2 separate regions of the Homo sapiens genome follow, and region 2 is linked to region 1. Evidence: chromatin loops called from intact Hi-C (ENCODE). Cell type or tissue: B cell. All regions are shown on one strand. Links, peaks and the distances in the headings refer to the core of each region. The heading gives the core; the rest is flanking DNA.

The links. A loop is a pair of places that touch in the nucleus more often than their neighbours do. Peaks named below come from ENCODE experiments on the same cell type or tissue, not always from the same donor. Only the 100,000 strongest peaks of a DNase experiment are listed, where the experiment ranks them.
Region 2: a loop joins it to region 1, with 4 times the contacts of the local background. A loop is called at or near these places in 3 of 110 quality-filtered maps.

The regions. Positions count from the first base shown.
Region 1 is chr5:112,960,057-112,969,673 of GRCh38, forward strand. No RefSeq gene overlaps it. Among named protein-coding and RNA genes, the nearest start is that of DCP2, 12 kb to the right of the region's middle. RefSeq lists an enhancer at 1-230. In B cell, for the core only: CTCF peaks have their summits at 4,116 (motif pointing left) and 4,317; a DNase peak (open chromatin) is centred at 4,115.
Region 2 is chr5:112,902,710-112,912,326 of GRCh38, forward strand. The region is part of intron 2 of REEP5 (receptor accessory protein 5); the gene reads right to left. Among named protein-coding and RNA genes, the nearest start is that of REEP5, 15 kb to the right of the region's middle. In B cell, for the core only: no CTCF peak of the experiment used is centred there; no DNase peak of the experiment used is centred there; H3K27ac peaks cover 1,613 bases.

The DNA of each region.
Region 1 (9,617 bases), core at 775-8,774:
ACCTGCCTTGGCCTCCTAAAGTGCTAGGATTACAGGCGTGAGTCATCATGCCTGGCCTCCTGGCTTATTTCTTAAATAATCATGGTGACAAGTGCTCTTGGAGGTTGGAGTGAGGGTGGAGGGGTTAGAAATGAGGAATCAAACCCACTCAGAGTACATGAATGAGAATGGGGGAGGAGTTGCTCCTGAAGGAAAAACAGCTTTATGCTTCCAGAGAGAAAATGAATGCTGAGAAGTTTTTTTGTTTGTTTGGTTTTTGTTTTTTGTTTTTTAAAGAGGCAGATGCTCACTGCACTTGGACTTTAGCAAAGAAAATTACTTTTCAGAAAAGGAAAAAGAATCCCCCTTAAAATGAAAGCATGTTGATATTCTGGCTCCTAGATCCATCTGTGCAGGGGCCTGCTCTTCCAGCTGTCACCCTCCTTAGGCCTCTGGTGCTAGGAGCATCTTTGAAATCATAGATGACAGATGGGGATTCTCTGACCTGGAGCCCTACCCAGGCTGCAGGCCCTCAACTATAGCCTTTTTTTTTTTTTTTTCCTAGAAAGAGGAAATCCTTCCTGCCTGCTTCTTCTCTCTTCTTCCAACATCATAATCCTCTTTCTGCAGTGCCTCAACTCTGCTCAGAGGAAGATAAAGCTTCGCATCATTCTTCAGAGCTGTTTACCTTCAATTGTCTCAAACTCTTCTGTCTGTAATAGTTTTGGAGCTTTAATTTTGTATGCTAAAAGGGCCTATTAAAATGTTTTTATCCAAAGAAAAGTGCACTCTCAAGCCTTAACTGAGAACTACCTTTGCCTCTACATGAGGAGAGGATTACTTATGTCAGTTTGGACTACTGTCTACATATAACAGAAAAAAACCAGTATCATCGCTTAAACAAAGTAGACATTTATTTCTCTCTCTCGCTCAGTAAAAGAATTCTAGAAATAGGCACTCCAGAGCTGGTTTAGTGGCTCCAAGGTCATCAGGGACCAGAGAGTTCTATTTTGCTACTCTGCTCAGGTTACCGATTGCTGGCGACAGGAAGGGACAAAGAGGAAGGGGTGGAAAAGAGGCTTCTGCTTTCTTTTAACAACTTCCCAAGGGTTCTAGACCACCGTTATGCTTGTATCTCCTTGGCCAAATGCAGTTTCACATCTAGCAGCATATGGCCGTGAGACAGACAAGGACATGTAGGCTTTTAAATGAGGCCTTTAACTGAGAGGAGGGAGGAGATTGGACATTGGAGAGGGCAGCTCCCAGTGATGGTGTCTGTCATATTGTTGACTTGCCAGTCAAGGGCTCTGTAATACTGACTGGCCTGGAACCCACTGTGCTGCTTTGATCTTGGAGGACCAGGATGCCTTTTCACTACCCTCTTTGCTGCTCTCAAGCCCTTATTTCAGCTGATATTTTGGTAGTCTATCTATGGCTCCTAAGATTTAGTCAATATAATTTTAGGATCATATCAGAAAATAGATTCAGGCAGTATGTATGAGAGCTCTGAAAAAATAGGTTTCAGTAATTTTAAGCAGTTGCTCATAGTTCCTATGTAAAGCTAAGAGGAAGGCATGTAAAAGTCATAGAAAAGTTTTCATTTGGAATATACTGTAAATATTGAACACCCAGACAGAAAATGGTTATAAAAGGGCAACATGAAGGAACCTGTGGTAATTAAATGTTCTGTGTCTTGACTGCATTGATTTCAATATCTTGGTTGTGATACTGTTTTGCAAGATGTTACCATTGCGGAAAACTGGGTAAAGTATATACCAAGTTTCTATTTTGAGAAAATTCATATCCAGTTGTAGGAAGATCTCTCTTCTACAATTTTCTCAAAATAGAAAGTTTAATTTTACAAAAAGTGAACGGCATATATTTTTTAAATATATGAGTCTGCTGTGTTGCCAGGCTGGAATGCAGTGGCTATTCACAGGCTGGACCATAGCTCACTGAAGCCTTGGACTCCTGGGCTCAAGTGATTCCCCTGAGTAGCTGGGACAGGAGTGTGCCACTCCATCAGCTAACAGCATTTTATTGTATTTAAATTATATCTCAATGAAGTTTTTTTTTATTTTAATTTTTTTTGAAGATGAAACCTTGGCCAGGCGTGGTGGCTCACGTATGTAATCCCAGCACTTTGGGAGGCCAAGGCGGGTGGATCACCTGAGGTCAGGAGTTCGAGACCAGCCTGGCCAACATGGTAAAACCCTGTTTCTCCTAAAACTACAAAAACTAGCTGGGCATGGTGGTGGGTGCCTGTAAGCCTGTAATCCCAGCTACTTGGGAGGCGGAGGCATGAGAATTGCTTGAACCCAGGAGGCAGAGGTTTCAGTGAGCTAAGATCATGCCACTGCTTTCCAGCCTGGGCGACAGAGCGAGACTCTGTCTCAAAAAAAAAAAAAAAGATGAAATATTGCCGTCCCCCAGGCTAAAGTGCAGGGGTACAGTCATAGCGTAAGTGCTCAGTCTCGGACTACAATCATGTGCCATCACTCCCAGCTAATCAAGTTTTTTAAAAAGTCAATTGCATTTTGAATTTGGGCATTTAATAATGGTATTTTGGTTTGCAGTTTCAACTGTTATCATCAATTGTTTTTCTCTCAACTACTCAAGAAACAAGAAGAGGAAAAGTCCATTGACTTCTCAATAGGGTCTAGATTTTTTAAAAAACTTTTTATTCTAACTACTTGAAACTGCACCCAACTTCAATAATTACCATCCTTTTGCCTTATTTTATCTATTTGCCCTGTAATTCCCCCCAACGGATCATTTTAAAGCAAATCCCAGATATCCTGTTATTTTACCAACAAATAAGGATAATTTTTAAACTGGGTAATCCCATGCAAGAGGAACAAAAAAGATACAATTCCATAAATTCAAGTTAATGAAACTAGCAATTACCAAATGATAAAAATTTATGTCAGTGATTCCTGGAGATAGGAAAGTAAGGAGATGGGTAGACACAGAGAAGGGGCTACTAAACAAGGACACAGAGAGTATGGCAGGCAGAATAATGTCCTCCAAAGATGTCCACGTCCTAATCCCTGGAATCTCTGAATGTGTTAATAGCAAAGGGGAATTAAGATTGAAGATGGAATTAAAGTTGCTAATCAGCTGATTTTAAGATAGGGAGAAGACCATGGGATCATGAATTATCCAGGAGGGCCCAATATAATCACAGGGGTTCTTAAAAGTGAAAGAAGACCAGAAGGAGTGAATCAGAGGGAGGTGGAATGATGGAAAAGCTCAGAGATACAACGTCAGAAGGAATCACTTGTCATTGCTGCTTGGAAGATGGGGGAAGGGGAGCATGAGCTGAGGAAGTAGACGGCCTCTGAAAGCTGGAAAAAACAAGGATACTGATTGTTCCTTATAGCCTTCACTAGGGAGCACAGCCTTGCCAACACCTTGATTTTAGCCCAGTGAGATCTGTGTTGGGCTGCTAACCTACAGAACTGTGAGAACTTGTTTGTTTGTTTTTTGAGAGAGTCTTACTGTGTTGCCCAGGGTGGAGTGCAGTGGTGCAATCTTGGCTCACTGCAACCTCTGCCTCCCAGGTTCAAGCGATTCTCCTACCTCAGCCTCCCAAGTAGCAGGGATTACAGGTATGTGCCACCATGCCCGGCTAATTTTTTATATTTTTTGTAGAGATGGGATTTTGCCATGTTGGCCAGGCTGGTCTCGAACTCCTGACCTCAAGTAATCTGTCCGCCTTGGCCTCCCAAAGTGCTGGGATTACAGGCATGAGCCACTGCACTTGGCCATACGTTTGTATTGTTTAAGCCATCAAGTCTGTGGTAATTTGTTATAACAGCAATAGAAAACTAATTACAGAGTGAGATTGTATCACTGTTTGGCAGTGCTGTGATGACTAAAAGAAGTAACTCTAAGGGGGAGGTTTCGTTGTGTGAGAAAGGGTTTCTTCAGAGTTCTGAGTCATTTAACCAGAAAACACTGCCATTTCCCAGTTCCATTACAGGACTCCTAAGAAGTGGAGTCCTATGTATGTCAAAAGCTGCAGTTTTAAAGTCATGTTCTTGTACTAAAAATATTACTCAGCAGTATGATGCAAAATTTAAAAATGGAAAAAAGGAATGAACACCCTCTGCTGGTAGCAGATAAAACATACTTGGCTTCCTTGTGTATTCTGGAAATAGTTAGGTCTACCCAGGTGGGGCCTCTGGAGAGTGCCACACAACTGGGGACTTAGGAGGTACATGAAGACCAGCCAGCACAGAGTTATGGGGCCAAACTTAGCTGATGAGTTTACCAGTGAGTGATTGGAGAGGTGCTTCTTTGTATTTCTTTGGGTTGGTTTGTTCATCATTGTTTTTAACAAAACAACTTCTTTTAAAGAATTCATTGTAAGAGGCGCTATAAGACAAACTCCTTTTTCCGGTTAAGATGCTTACAAGGTCATTAAGAAAATAAACACCAGCCTTGGCCAGCCATGGTGGCTCACGCCTGTAATCCCAGCACTTTGAGAAGCCGAGGTGGGTGGATCACCCTAGGTCAGGAGTTTGAGACCAGCCTAACCAATATGGTGAAACCCTATCTCTACTAAGAATACAAAAATCAGCCTGGCATGGTGGCATGTGCCTGTAGTCCCAGCTACTCAGGAGGCTGAGACAGGAGAATCACTTGAACCCAGGAGGAGGAGGTTGCAGTGAGCTGAGATCGCGCCACCACACTCCAGCCTGGGTGACAGTGAGACACCATCTCAAAAAAAAAAAAAAAGAAAAGAAAGAAAAGCCAGCCTTTAGGATACTTACTCAACAACAAAATTTATTCAAAGATTCAACATAATAATTAGTGTGTATTAATAACTTAGTTTTGAAATTTTAGTCAATGACAGGAAATTAATAAGCAGATTCTTAAGAACCGTTATAGAAATTGTATTTCTGATTTTTAAAGTTAAGATTTTTTTTTAAAGTTCAAAAATAATTTTACTTTTTCTAATTTGTTCCTCATGCAAAAGAAGGTTGTTAATCACTAGCTTAGAGCTTTTTTTGTTTTTTTTTTCGAGATGGAGTCTTGCTCTGTCACCCAGGCTAGAGTGCAGTGGCGCGATCTCGGCTCACTGCAACCTCTGACTCCCAAGTTCAGGCTATTCTCATGCCTCAGCCTCCTGAGTAGCTGAGATTACAGGCATGTGCCACCACGCCTGGCTAATTTTTATGTTTTTAGTAGAGTTGGGGTTTCACCATGTTGGTAAGGCTGGTCTCGAACTCCTGACCTCGTGATCTGCCTGCCTCGGCCTCCCAAAGTGCTGGGATTACAGGTGTGAGCCACCGTGCTCGGCCGCTTAGAACTTTTTTACTTGGGTCTGACAATTCCATTTGTCCCCTTTCAACTGCCTCCTCCCATTCTGGGCAAATACATCAGTGCATGGGAGTTAGACATGACAGGGAACAGGAAGGGGAGGGCAAAAGAAAAGAGGCATAGTCTAGAGTTCAAGAGTTGTTTTATGTGCAGTGTACATTTATACTTACTATGTTTATATTTCACATACATTTATATATTATTATACACTTATTATATTTATATTTGTTTTATATATCACATATATTTGTTTAACATATACACATAGAGCAAGCGAGCTCTGTATTAGGACTCTGGTGAAAGTAACAAAAACCTAACTGAGCTAGAATGAGTTCATCTTTTCCGACATGTTAGGAAGATGAGATTCACTCTTAGAAAGCAGAGATTCACTCTGATTTCATTTTATTTTGAGCCACGGTCTTGCTTTGTTGTCCAGGCTGGAGTACAGTGTCACTATCATGGCCCCCTGCATCCTTGACCTCCCAGGCTCAAGCAGTCCTCTCTCCTCAGCCTTTCAAGTAGCTGGGACCACAGGCGCCACCATGCCTAGCTAATCTTTTTGGGTTTTTGTAGAGATGGGGTCTCCCTATGTTGCTCGGGCTGGTCTCGAACTCATAGTTACAAGCAATCCCCCTGCCTCGTCCTCTCAAAGAGCAGGGATAACAGGCGTGAGCCACCACGTCTGGCCTCTTTCTGTTTTTTAAAAAGTAATTCTCTCTTACTCATTTTGAGATTTTGCGTCTCATCACCTCCTTCCTAGTCACCTCAGCACATATTTGGTGATAACTCATTCATTTTCCTATTCTTTGGTTAACAAATGTTTATAGAGGTCATAGATATGACTGAGGTATTCTAAGCACTGGGGAATTAGTGGATAAATTAGAAAAGATCCCTGCTTTTTTGTAACATATAGTATAATGGGGGAGAGGCATTGAAAATGTTTCAAATTGAAGAAGCATAGTATGAAGGAAACAAAGACATGTGATAGGTAATGACAGTAGAAACTATTTATTTATTTATTTATTTATTTATTTAGAGACTGAGTCTCATTCTGTCACCCAGGCTGGAGTGCGGTGATGCAATCTCAGCTCAGTGCAACCTGTGCCTCCTGGGTTCCAGTGAGTCTCCTGCCTCAGCCTCCCGAGTATCTGGGACTATACGCACGTGCCACCACACCCGGCTAATTTTTTTTTTTTTTTTAGTAGAGACAGGGTTTCACCATGTTGGCCATGAACTCCTGACCTCAGGTGATCCACCTGCCTCGGCCTCCTGAAGTGCTGGCATTACATGTGTGAGCCACCACACCCAGTCGAGACTATTTAAATAGAGCGGCCAGGGAAGGTTTTTTGAAGAGGTGACATTTAACCCATACATAAAGGTGAAAAGGAGGGGATCATGGAAGGTAGGTGCAACATTCCAGGCAGTGGGAATGGTATTTGGAAAGAGCTTGGGGTATTTGACGAATTTCAAAAAGACTAATATGGCTAGAGTGTAGCAGAGACAGATGAAGATGGGACATAGGATGAAGCTAAAGTGACATTTAGTGCTCCGTCGTGTAAGTTCTCTTAGATAGCAAACTAGAGTTTACTCTGAGGGTCATGAAAAATTTTAAGCAGGAGAGTGATGTGATTAAATTTATGTCATTTTTTCCTTTATTTTTGTAGAGACAGGGTCTTATAAAGATAAGGCCTTGCTATGTTGCTCAGGCCAGACTGGGCTCAAGGGACTTCCTGAGTAGCTGGGACTAGAGGCACATGCCACCATGCCCATCATTCAAATTTGGGTTTTAAGATGATCACAGGCCAGCTGCAGTGGTTCGTGTCTGTAATCCCAGCACTTTGGGAGGCCAAGGCAGGAGGATTACTTGAGCCCAGGAGTTTGAGACAAGTCTAGGCAACATAGTAAGACTGTCTCTACAAAAAATATGAAAATTAGGATGGGCATGGTGGCTCATGCCTGTAATCCCAGCACTTTGGGAGGCCAAGGTGGGCAGATCACCAGAGGTCAGGAGTTCAAGATGAGCCTGGCTAACATGGTGAAAACCCATTTCTGCTAAAAATATAAATTATTAATTTTAATACAGATTAAAATTAGCTGGGCGTGGTGGTGCATGCCTGTAATCCCAGCTACTTGGGAGGCTGAAACAGGAGAACTGCTTGAACTCGGGAGGCGGAGGTTACAGTGAGCGGAGATCAGGCCATTGCACTCCAGCTTGGGCGACAAGAAAGAAGCTCCATCTCAAAACAAAACAAATAAACAAACAAAAACAAAAATTAGCAAGGCATGGTGGCACATGCCTGTAGTCCAAACTACTTGAGAGGCTGAGGCAGGAGGATCACTTGAGCTCAAGGGTGTGAGGCTGCTGTGAGCTATGATCACACCACTGCACTTTAGCCTGGGCAAGAGAGTGGGAACTTGACTCTAAAAAAATTACAATAAATAAATAAATAAAAGATTATTACTCTTTTTTGCTCAGGCTGGAGTTCAGTGATGCAATCATAGCTCACTGTAACCTTGAACTCCTGGGCTCAAGGGATCCTCCTGCCTCAGCCTCTGGAGTAGCTGGGAGTATGAGTGTACACCACTATGCATGGGTTTTTTTTTGTTTTTTCCTTTTTACTTTTGTAGATACGGGATCTTACTATATTGCTCAGGCTGGTTTCTAACTCCTTCCTGTCCAGGAGCGATCCCCCAACCTCAGCTTCCTTAAATGTAGGGATTATAGGAGTAAGCCACCATCCCCAGCCTGATCACTCTTGCTGCTCTGTGGAGGACAGATTAAAATGGAGCATGGGTGCAAGACAGGAGACCAGTTAGAAGCCAGTTGAAGTAGTCTAAGTGAGAAGTGCTGTGGCCTGGACTAAGGTGGGGAAAGTTAAGGTGGAGGAAATGGGGATGGATCTTAGATATGTTTTGGTGGTAGACTAGTTAGGAATTGCTGATGTATTGGGCATAGTGATATATGAGAAAAACAGGAATCAAGATTCACTCTTAGGTTTTCTGATTTGAGCTACTGGATGGATAGAGGAACATATAAATTAAAATGATTTAGGCTCAAATAACAGCTTCGGCTTAAGAAATATTTGGTTCATGTAAGTTCAGAGGTAGGATAGGCTTTGGGTTTCACTTAGTTCTTGAGGATTCCAGCTCCTGGTTAAAAACCTACGTGTGGTTTTTCAGGTCTGTCTGATTGCAGGTGATTACAAAGCCTCTACCTGGCAGCCCTCATGGAGGAAAGCTGCTCTCCCTTCCACAGACTTGGTGCACAGCTAGTGTGCTGCAGGCTCTGATACAGTCACGGGTCACATAACAGCATTTCAACCAACAACATATTCGAAGGTGTTGGTTCCATAAGATTATTATACCATATTTTGACTGTGCCTTTTTTGTGTTTAGATATTTTTAGATCTATAAAGCCTTACCATTGTATTACAATTGCCTATAGTATTCAGTATAGTAACATACTGTACAAGTTTGTAGCCTGGGAGCAATAGGCTGTACTATATAGCCTAGGTAGGTTATGCCATCTATGTTTGTACCAGTATACTCTATAATGTTCACACAATGACAAAATCGCCCAACAATGCATTTCTCAGAATGTATCCTGTTCTGAAGCAACTCATGACTGTAAATATTTGCATTCCTATCCCTGGTGCCTCCTTCATTCCTAGGTTTCTTTATCTGAGGCCTTGTGCAGAGGATTTTTTTTTTTTTCTTTTGAGAGAGGGTCTGGCTCTGTCACCCAGGCTGTAGTACAGTGGTACAATCTCAGCTCACTGCAGCCTTGGCTTCCCGGGCTCAAGCACTCCTTCCACCTCAGCCTCCTGAATAGCTGGGACTACAGGTGGATGCCACCATGCCAGGCTAATTTTTCTGTAGTTTTTGTAGAGACAAGGTTTTGCCATGTTGCCTAGGCTGGTCTCGAACTCAGTAGCTCAAGCAAACTGCCAGCCTTGGCCTCCCAAAGTGTTGGGATTACAGGCGTGAGCCACTGTGCCTGGCTGGGGAGAGGGTTCTTTAGGCTTCTCTGCTGAGGCCTCCTTATGGGGAGGGGAGGGGAAACCTTGACATTCTTTTCCAGGTTGCCTAGGTACTCAGTACTTTTCCACTCTTAGCCTTTCCCCCTTGCCTTCCCCTACTCCACCTCAGAGTCCATAAAACTGCTGGAGCTTTTTCTTCAGGGATCCCTTAACAGTGATATGACTCCATGACCCCCTACATCCGTGCTGACTCATGTGACCTGCAGCTAGTGCGCAGTTCCATGGGGGAAATGGAACAGAAACTGTGGGTACTTTCTCTGTTTCTTGTTT
Region 2 (9,617 bases), core at 576-8,575, 58 kb before region 1:
CTTGTTTCTAGTCTCCTGGTCACCAGAGAAACCAGCACCAGCTGTTACTGCCCTGGATCTCCACCCTGCCAAAGCCTCCCCACAAGTCCTAGAATATACCACTAGTGACTGGGAGCTAGAGCAATTTCCACTCCCAAGCTGGGTCCTGCCACGAGGGATATATCAGGAAGAATTCTCTCGTGATAACCAGGTTCTTATGTACTTTTAATAATTGAGATATATCATGGGTGAATAAGAATTTCCCATAAAGCAACATTTGGAACATAGGTTAGGTACTGCCCAAAATCCACAGCATATTTTATAGTAAACGGGTGAAAACAAACCTCATGGTGTCTATTTAGTTCAGAATGTCTTTAACTGATCCACAGGCTATGGACTTTCCTCCTCTCCTCAGTTAATAACAGGACTTTCCCAACCCTAACTATTGCTTAAACAAAATTCATTCTGCAAATGGATGGAAATACATTTAAAATAATTTTCTAAATCACAGAAATTTCCTTCAGTCCTAGGAATCTCATTATTCTAAACCTGAAGCTCCACAATTTCTTATCCTAACAGATCTAGATATTTATCGTAACTGAGCTGGACTGAAACAGTAAAATAAAAGAACTCTGAATCTTGTTTAGCCTATGAAACAGGTTAACTACTGAAAATACATTGACAGGGAGCTAAGCTATGAGGATGCAAAGGCATAAGATACAATGGACTATGGGGACTTTGGGGAAAGGGCTGGGGGTAGTGAGGGATAAAAGACTACACATTGGGTACAGTGTACCCTGCTCAGTTGATGGGTGCACCGAAATCTCAGAAATTGCCACTAAAAACTTATCCATGTAACCAAACGCCACCTGTTACCCAAAAACCTATTGAAATAAAAAATTTTCAAAAAGCAAATACATTGGCTACTCCATAACATCAGCTCCCCAAAGAGACAGTCAGGCTGCTAAATCATGCTCAGTCACTCACTAAGAAAGCCCTTGTACAGTTAATTAGAAGCAGCTATGTGTGTGAGTTTTAGAAAATAACCAAAAGGGGAAAAATTGTAGCTCAATGAGATGATTACTAATGAGGAAGACAGAGAGAGGAACAAGTAATAAGGTGAATGTTGCTTTGAACTTCAAGACTAGGCAAAATTTTTATTTTTTTGAGACAGGGTCTCTGCACAGGCTGGAGTGCAGTTGCACAATAATAGCTCACTGCAACCTCAAACTTCTGGGCTTATGTAATTCCCTTCACTTCAGCCTCCCAAGTAGCTGGTACTACAGGTACACACCACCACACCTAGCTACTTGCTAAATTTTTAGTAGAGACAAGGTCTCACTGTGTTGCCCAGGCTGGTCTCGAACTCCTGGCCTCAAGCAATCCTCCTGCCTTGGCCTCCCAAAGTGCAGTCTGGTGGCTCCCACACCCAGCCCCAAATATTTCAAAGTACAAGAATCATATAAAATGAATTTAAGAGAGCTGATTATTAAAAAATGGCTTGTAATGTATGCACAAAGTCTGTATTTTTTTAGCTTCCTTCAGATAGAAGCTGGCGAATGTAATAGAAGGCCAAAGGAAAAGTGTAGACAAGCATGTTAACCAAAGAACACAGTATATCCTTTATGTGTAAGATTTCTTCTCCCGCTGTGTTTCATTTGGTATAGTATGGCTTATCCATATTTAATTGGATTTATTTAATTATTAGTATAATAAAAATTTGTTTCCTGTACATTCATTCTGGGCAGAGGAGATACGTAATTACATTTCACTCAAGGTCTTAGTTTTGTGAACGCAATAGCTCACAACTATGTACTTCCAAAAGAAGCAACTCTCAGGACACACCTGGGAATTAAACAGTCTTTTCTAGAATATGACGTAAAAACCTCAAAATGTGATGGGACTGTCATTGTTAATCCAGTGGCTTTTAAATTCTTTTGGCCACAACCCTCGGTAAGCATACATTTTACATCATGATCCAGTAAACAGACATCTTCACATAAAAATATAAACTTAAATAGATATTTCCTGAAACCATTCTGATATTTTAAATTCCATTCTATTTCATTATTTTTTAAATGTTAGTCAAGTTCCACAGATTGAAAAACAGGAAGCCTAACAGTTCAGCTCTTCTAGGAAAAAAAAATTCTTTTTTAATTCATATCTACAATATGAATTCTAAAGTCCCCATGTTAATATACTAGAACACTATATAGTAACATTGAAAAGTAGAAATAAAAGAACTCCAAATTGAATACATACACTGATCACAACTTTGCAGAAAACCAAGGCATATGAAAGAAGCCAGGAAAAGGCCAATGAGTCTATTAAGCTAAAGAGATTTTTTAATAGATCTTCTCATATTATTGAAGCATTTAATTGTTTTAATTTAAAATAGCACAATGTTCAATTTAAAAAATGTCTTTATGTGTCATAACAATCACAAACTACCCAAAACAAGAAAAAAGGGAAGAGATGGTCTAGCTCACTCAGGAACGTGAGGTTCAAAAAAGTGAAGTGCCCCATGTAGTCATGGTGAGAGAAGAAAAAAGCTTAAAACTGAGGTTTCTGGCCGGGCACAATGGCTCACACCTGTAGTCCCAGCACTTTGGGAGGCCGAGGTGGGCAGATCACCTGAGGTCAGAAGTTCAAGACCAGCCTGGCCAACATGGTGAAACCCCACCTCTACTAAAAATACAAAAATTAGCCGGGCGTGGTGGCACATGCCTGTAATCCCAGCTGCTTGGGAGGCTGAGGCAGGAGACTCACTTGAACCCGGGAGGCGGGGGTTGCAGTGAGCCGAGATTCCACCACTGCACTCCAGCCTGGGTGACAGAGCAAGACTCGGTCTCAAAAAAAAAACAAAACAAAAAAAAAACAAACTTGAGGTTTTCTGAATGCTATTTACTTATATATCTTCTTTTTAAAAAGATTGATTGATTGATTGATTGAGACAGGGTCTTGCTCTGTCACCCAGGCTGGAGTGCAGTGGCATGATCACAACTCACTGCGGCCTCAACCTCCTGGACTCAAGTGATCCTCCCACCTCAGCCTCTCCAGTAGCTGGGACTACAGGTTCACATCATCATGCTTGGCTAACTTCTGTACTTTTTTATAAAGACGGGGTTTTGCCTTGTTCCCCAGGCTGGTCTCAAACTCATGGGGCTCAAGTGATCCTCCTGCCTCAGCCTCCCAAAATACTAGGATTACAGGCATGAGCCACCATGCCCAGGATACTTATATACCTTCTGATTAGACTTCCTTGTCCCAATTCAGTAGATAAAAGTGATTCTCCAACAAAACACTCTACTGCCTTGTACAAATATGAATCATATTCCAACTTGGTGTATCAGAATAAAGAGGTAGCAATTTAGGCAACACAGAGGATTCATGAAACCATAAGATATGCTCTATGCTCTTAGGTCCCTTGCAGTCTAGCCAAAATGGCCAAGCCATAGAATGGAGGGGTAGAAACCTATTATTTAATTTAACCTTCATAATAGCCATGTAGGATAGGTATTGTTCCTGTATTTGAGCAGAAGAAACCGAGGCTTAGTGTAGAGAAATAACATGTGCAGGGCACCCAGCTACAAGTAGCAAGGATTGGTCTTACACTTAAAATTAACTCCAAAGCCTGTGCTTTGTTCACTATCCTATGCTATTTTACTAATTAAGAAAACAGTTCAGTGGCAAGCTGGATAGCACTCAGCAAAATGTCCGGTACAAAGTAGGCATTTAATATTTATTGAATTACTATACATACAATAGGAGGTCACAATCTTACTTTTGGAGGGGACCCCAGAGAAAGGTTAAACTGGCCACAGAGCAGAAAAATAGGAGGCAGGGTCATAGTCTCAGTGTCCAGATCCCTGGAGGTCCATTCTACCCTCCACTCTACTCACCTGGATTTGCAGGGGGGAACTATCAGAAGTGAACAGGATAGTGTTCTGAGTTGGTGTCCTAGTCCACTGGTCCTCAAACTTAGATGATCATCCACATCCATCTACAGAACTTATTAAAAATATACACGCCTGGGTCCTTCTTCAGACCTAGTGATTCAGCTGCTCTTACAAGGCTGTGCAGGTGATCATAATGCAGAACTGTGTTTGGAAACCACCTCAAAGTTCCAGTCTTCACAGCACCTGCCCTACGTGTTCTAAGAAAGGAAATCCAAATGGCCAGTTTGGGTATAATCAGCTGTAGCCAGAGGGCAGGCTACCCCTTTCCAGTAATGAGTGAGAGGCCAAAAGAGAAGAAAAGTTGGACGTAGAAGTCAAACTGAATAATGTCTCTACTAAAATTAGAATAAGTCAACTCTAATATGATCTAGAACCCTCACCTGAATATTCTGAAATTTGTAAAAGGATTCAAGATAACAACACTGAAATAAAACTGTTCACTAAGATTTCAAGAACTGCATCTAAAAGCCCTGTATCTGTCTAGCTGGAACTTCAGCCTGCACAGCTAACCCCTAGAGGAGTTCTGGAATGACCCCATGGCAACAGGCAACAATTCCTACCACTCTCTCCACAGGCCTGGTCCACTCTTTTACAGGCTCCTCTGTCTCTAGTACCGCCTCATCCTCTGGCAGTCACACTGATCCTGGGCTCAGAACTAACACACCCACATACAGCTTCTGTGGACAGACACCACAGTCTTACTGCTCTCTGCACACCTTACTGTCATATTCTCACCACTGTTCTAAAGCCTGGCCGCCTAGGCTCAGTGCTGTGGCTTCCTTATTCTCTCTCCTGAGCCACCTACCATGTTCTGGGGCAGCATTTTGCTTCCCCAAAGCAGATATCAAGAGAAGCCAGGGCTGGGTGAGCAGCAGAGGCACGACTACAAGGCAGAGGATAGTTGGCAAAACTGTGGCAGCAGCTGGCAGCTCTAAAATTAATCGAGCAGAATTAGGAATCACCATGTGTGGAGTTGGAAGACATCTCAGAGATGAACTAGTTCAAATTCTACATTTTATATAGACAAAATGAAATTTAAAGAGAAAGGAGTTATATTAAAATGAATTTTAATTTATTAAACTAGAAGGTTACAGAGCATGTGTATGTAAAGGGCAGTAGACTGTTTACATTTTGGCACATCCGTACAATGAAATATTCTGAAGCCTTTAAAAAGGGTATTGACAGGGAAAGATGTCCAAGATACAGTGTTGAGTGTAAAAAGTGAATTCTAATTTTTTGTTTAAAAAAAGATGTTTTTATATGTTTACAGACCAAGAATGATATCCAGAAAGATATGCAATACATTTCAAATTGTATAAAGTTAATCCTGAATAACAGAATTTTACTTAAGGTCTTTCCAATGAGTATGTACTAAAATTGATTAAAAAAAGAAGGGGGCGGGGGAGATTTCCATTTGGAAAAGAATGAGCATCAGAGACTTTCTTTGTTTTTTGTTTTTTTTTTTTTTTTTTGATGGAGTCTTGCTCTTGTGGCCCAGGCTGGAGTGCAGTGGCACGATCTCGGCTCACTGCAACCTCTGCCTCCCCAGTTCAAGCAATTCTCCTGCCTCAGCCTCCTGAGTAGCTGGGATTACAGGCACCTGCCACCACGCCCCGCTAGTTTTTTTGTATTTTTAGTAGAGACAGGGTTTCACCATGTTGGCCAAGTTGGTCTCAAACTCCTGACCTCAGGCGATCTACCCACCTTGGCCTCCCAATGTGCTAAGATTACAAGCGTAAGCCCCCGTGCCTGGCTGAGCATCAGACTTTCTATAATGATTTTCTCCTATGAGACTAGTTTTCTCTATGAGGCTTTGTTAAAAATAAACACTAAAGTGAACATCAGCTATATTCATTTAATTTCTCTTTGAGAAAACAGCTAATAATTTTTTTTTTTAAGACAGAGTCACATTCTGTTGCCCAGGCTGGAGTGCAGTGGCGCGATCTCGGCTTACTGCAAGCTCTGCCTCCCGGGTTCATGCCATTCTCCTGCCTCAACCTCCCAAGTAGCTGGGACTACAGGTGCCCACGACAGCGCCCACGACCACGACAGCGCCCACGACCACGCCAGCTAATTTTTTGTATTTTTTAGTAGAGACGGGGTTTCACCTTGTTAGCCAGGATTGTCTCGATCTCCTGACCTCGTGATCCGCCCACCTCGGCCTCCCAAAGTGCTGGGATTACAGGCGTGAGCCACCATGCCCAGCCCAGCTAATGATTTTTTTTTTTTTTTTACAAATTTCTCTAACAATGGTCAGATATAATCTGTTTTGTTTTAGAGCATTAAAAGGCCTTCAACACACACACCCACAAAGAGACACACAAGGAGAAAAGAGAGCCACACAGCCCATCACATGAAATTGACTCATTTTAACTTTCTACTTAAATAATACAAACTATCATAAGTTACTGATTACACTGAACTATGGAATGGCCAGGGCTTTCCCTTCATTTCTTCTCAGTGCTTTTCTGGCTTTGCAGCATTTCACCACCCTTAGTTTGTAGCTCTGTATTCTAGCTCTACTACTTACTAGATATATGACCCTGGGCAAGTTATCCAATCTCTCTGAGCCTTAGTTTGTTCACCTATCTAGTATGGATAAGCCTCATTGTGTTGTTGTGAAGATTAAAGTAGTTAATATATGTAAAGCACTAAGAAAGTCTCAGTAAATACTCCCTTAACAGGTATTAATTATAGTACAGTAATAACTTATTATTATAGGGAGATAAAAGATTAAGAAGAAAAGAGAGAGATAAGAAGACTCTAGTTTCTTTGTTTAAGTAGCTGTCAGAGGGTTTATATGGCTAATAAGGCTAAAAGGAGATTAGAGTTACCCATCAATTTTAATTATACCCTACTCCAAATCCCATATGCTACAGGTAGTAAGAAGTTAGCTGAAATCCCCAAATTCATGTTTGCAGGTAGTGGGAAGAAATTTGAACATTGCTGAAAACATTTTTCAGGCCCACTCTGCAATGGTAGAATGGCAGAAATTCTTTACATTGGCATTGGACTGGTACATATATGAACACAACTCACTGGCCATCCCTCATCCAGTACACTGGGCCCCAGTAACTGGTACCAGTTCACTCCACCCTTGCTGGCCCATCTACTTGTTCACACCTTGGCTGCTATTTTCTGAAAGCAAAGGCAAGAACCAAGGATGGCCAAAGAATAGCATTAACATGTGAAGAAAACAAGGTTGAGCAGAGATGATTCTGGGCTGGAATCTCCTTCCCAAATTAAGTGTCATCTTTCAGAAAACCTAAGATATTCCCTGACCCATGACACAAGTAAGCTGTACATTCTCTAAGGACTTTAGGTGACAATGATGTGTCAATGTATGTTCACCAATTATAAAAAACAGCACTCTGACCAGGCACAATGGCTCACGCCTGTAATCGCAGCATTTTGGGAGGCCAAGGAGGGTGGATCACTTGAGGTCAGGAGTTCAAGGCCAGACTGGCCAACATGGTGATACCCCGTCTCTACTAAAAATACAAAAATTAGCCAGGCATAGTGGTGTGCACCTGTAGTCCCAGCTACTCGGGAGGCTGAAGCAGGAGAATTACTTGAACCCGGGAGGTGGAGCTGCAGTGAGCTGAGATCGTGCCACTGCACTCCAGCCTGGGCGACAGAGCAGGACTCCATCTCAAAAAAAAACAAAGACAAAAACATACCCCTCTTGTAGGTGATGCTGATGGTAGAGGAGGCTGTGTATGTGTAGGCGTAGTGGGTACATGGGAAATCTTTGTATCTTCTGCTCAATTTCACTGTGAACCTAAAATTGCTCTAAAAAATAAAATCCATTTAAAAACAAAAAAGAGAAAAAAAAACTTCACTTACCACCTAGGCATTCTATAATACCAGATTTTTAAAACTATTTTATTACCATCATGCCATTTTGGTTGTTTTGATCTGGAGAGAGTATCTGTCCCCATAAATCTAGATACCATATATATGCTAATAACTTCCAAATTTATATCTGCAGCTCAATCTCTCCATTGTACACTGCCTGGCAGTTAACTATTCACTGCTGAATGATGGTCACCAGCATGATCAGATTGTCATGGTAACACTGCTGCTTCAAAAATCCTATTACAGCAACCGGTCACTATCATTGCTCAAGGAAATAGCAGACACTGTTCCTTGCCTATCAATTAGCCAGTCCTTCCTACTCACCCACAGAGCCCTGATTTTATATACATGTACCTGGCAAATCTGTCTTGACTCAGGGAAGCTAGGCTCCTGCCCCAGGCCTAGGGGATAAATCAAAGTTAGTACAAATCCACCATGGTAATCCCATTGCTTTTTGCTAGATACTGACTTTCTTAGCCCCCTTGGAGTTAAGGGTATCCATGTGACACAGTTCTGACCAATGAAACAGAAAAGGAAATACGGTAGAAGGCTTTGGGACAAAATTTTCCTCTGCTGATAAAATATGAGAGGCGCACAAATAAAAGGTCTTCCAGCTTCCTGCTCTTGAAAGCCTTAGCGCTATATGGCAACAATCTTGTTATATATTAAGGAAACAGGCGTGGGCGAGGAAGATTATACTCCAAAGTCGCTGGAAAAGAGCATGGATTTCTGCTGTAGCGCCTTGAAATTTCAACCTCCAGACTTCTTACATGAGGTAATTCAAGGTCATTATTCTTTAGGCCACTGTAAATGGCTGCAGCTCACTGAACTGACATAAAAGGTGTGCATCATCACCAAAAGCTTTCTAAGCTAAGCTTAAGCTCGGTATTGGTCAAAATGTGCTCTTCTTCTTTTGCTGAGGTTTCATCTATCAATCAATATTTCAAAATACTTACAGCTAATGCTTACTTGGAGGGAGACAGGAAAGGGACAACCTTCCATACTATTTTTCAAATTATTTCAGACACAATAAATCCATCTGGAAAAACATCCACTTTTACAAGTTCTTAATTCAGATCTATTTTGTTCTTACCATGCAAAATAGATCAAATGCTTTTTTATATGTGAACTGTACAACCTTTTTATATTTCTGTTTTGAGTTCTTGCTTTTAGGACCAAGTTCACATTTCTTATGCATAAGATTTAATATTAAAAAATTGTTAGTCCAACTTATACTCAATGCTTAGGAACATATACACCATTGTACCAGTACAGAAGAAAACCACTAGCCATATCACATATTTTTAACTTGGAAGAACAAAACTTTACTGTGTTTTATTCTTTGAATAATGATGTCTTAAGCTGATTTAAGTACAGGAAAAAAATAATAAGACAAGGAACAAAAAATGAAAGTGAAAAAATAAATGAAAGAAAATACTCTTAGGAAGGTTTTTCCTTAAATCAATGAAAAGCTTAATGACACAAAGTTAAAGAACTATGACTATGATTAAGTCAATTTTCCTCTTTATATGTTAATGAAACTAACTCCCCTTAATTGAGCACTTACAGAATGCCTGATTTGTCCTAAACGTTTGACATATATTATCCCAACTCCCCCCAACCCTATCCCCACCTTTTACATATGAGAAAACTGAATTTTATAAAAGTTAAGCTGTTTGCTCAAGAGGTAATAATCAGCTCCATATACACATGCTTTTGGCTACTCACACCTAAGACACATAGGTACATACTATGTGTTCTGTGCATGGTTCATAAGTAACTCAGTTGCTACAATTCAAACTAGCCAAATGACATAAAATT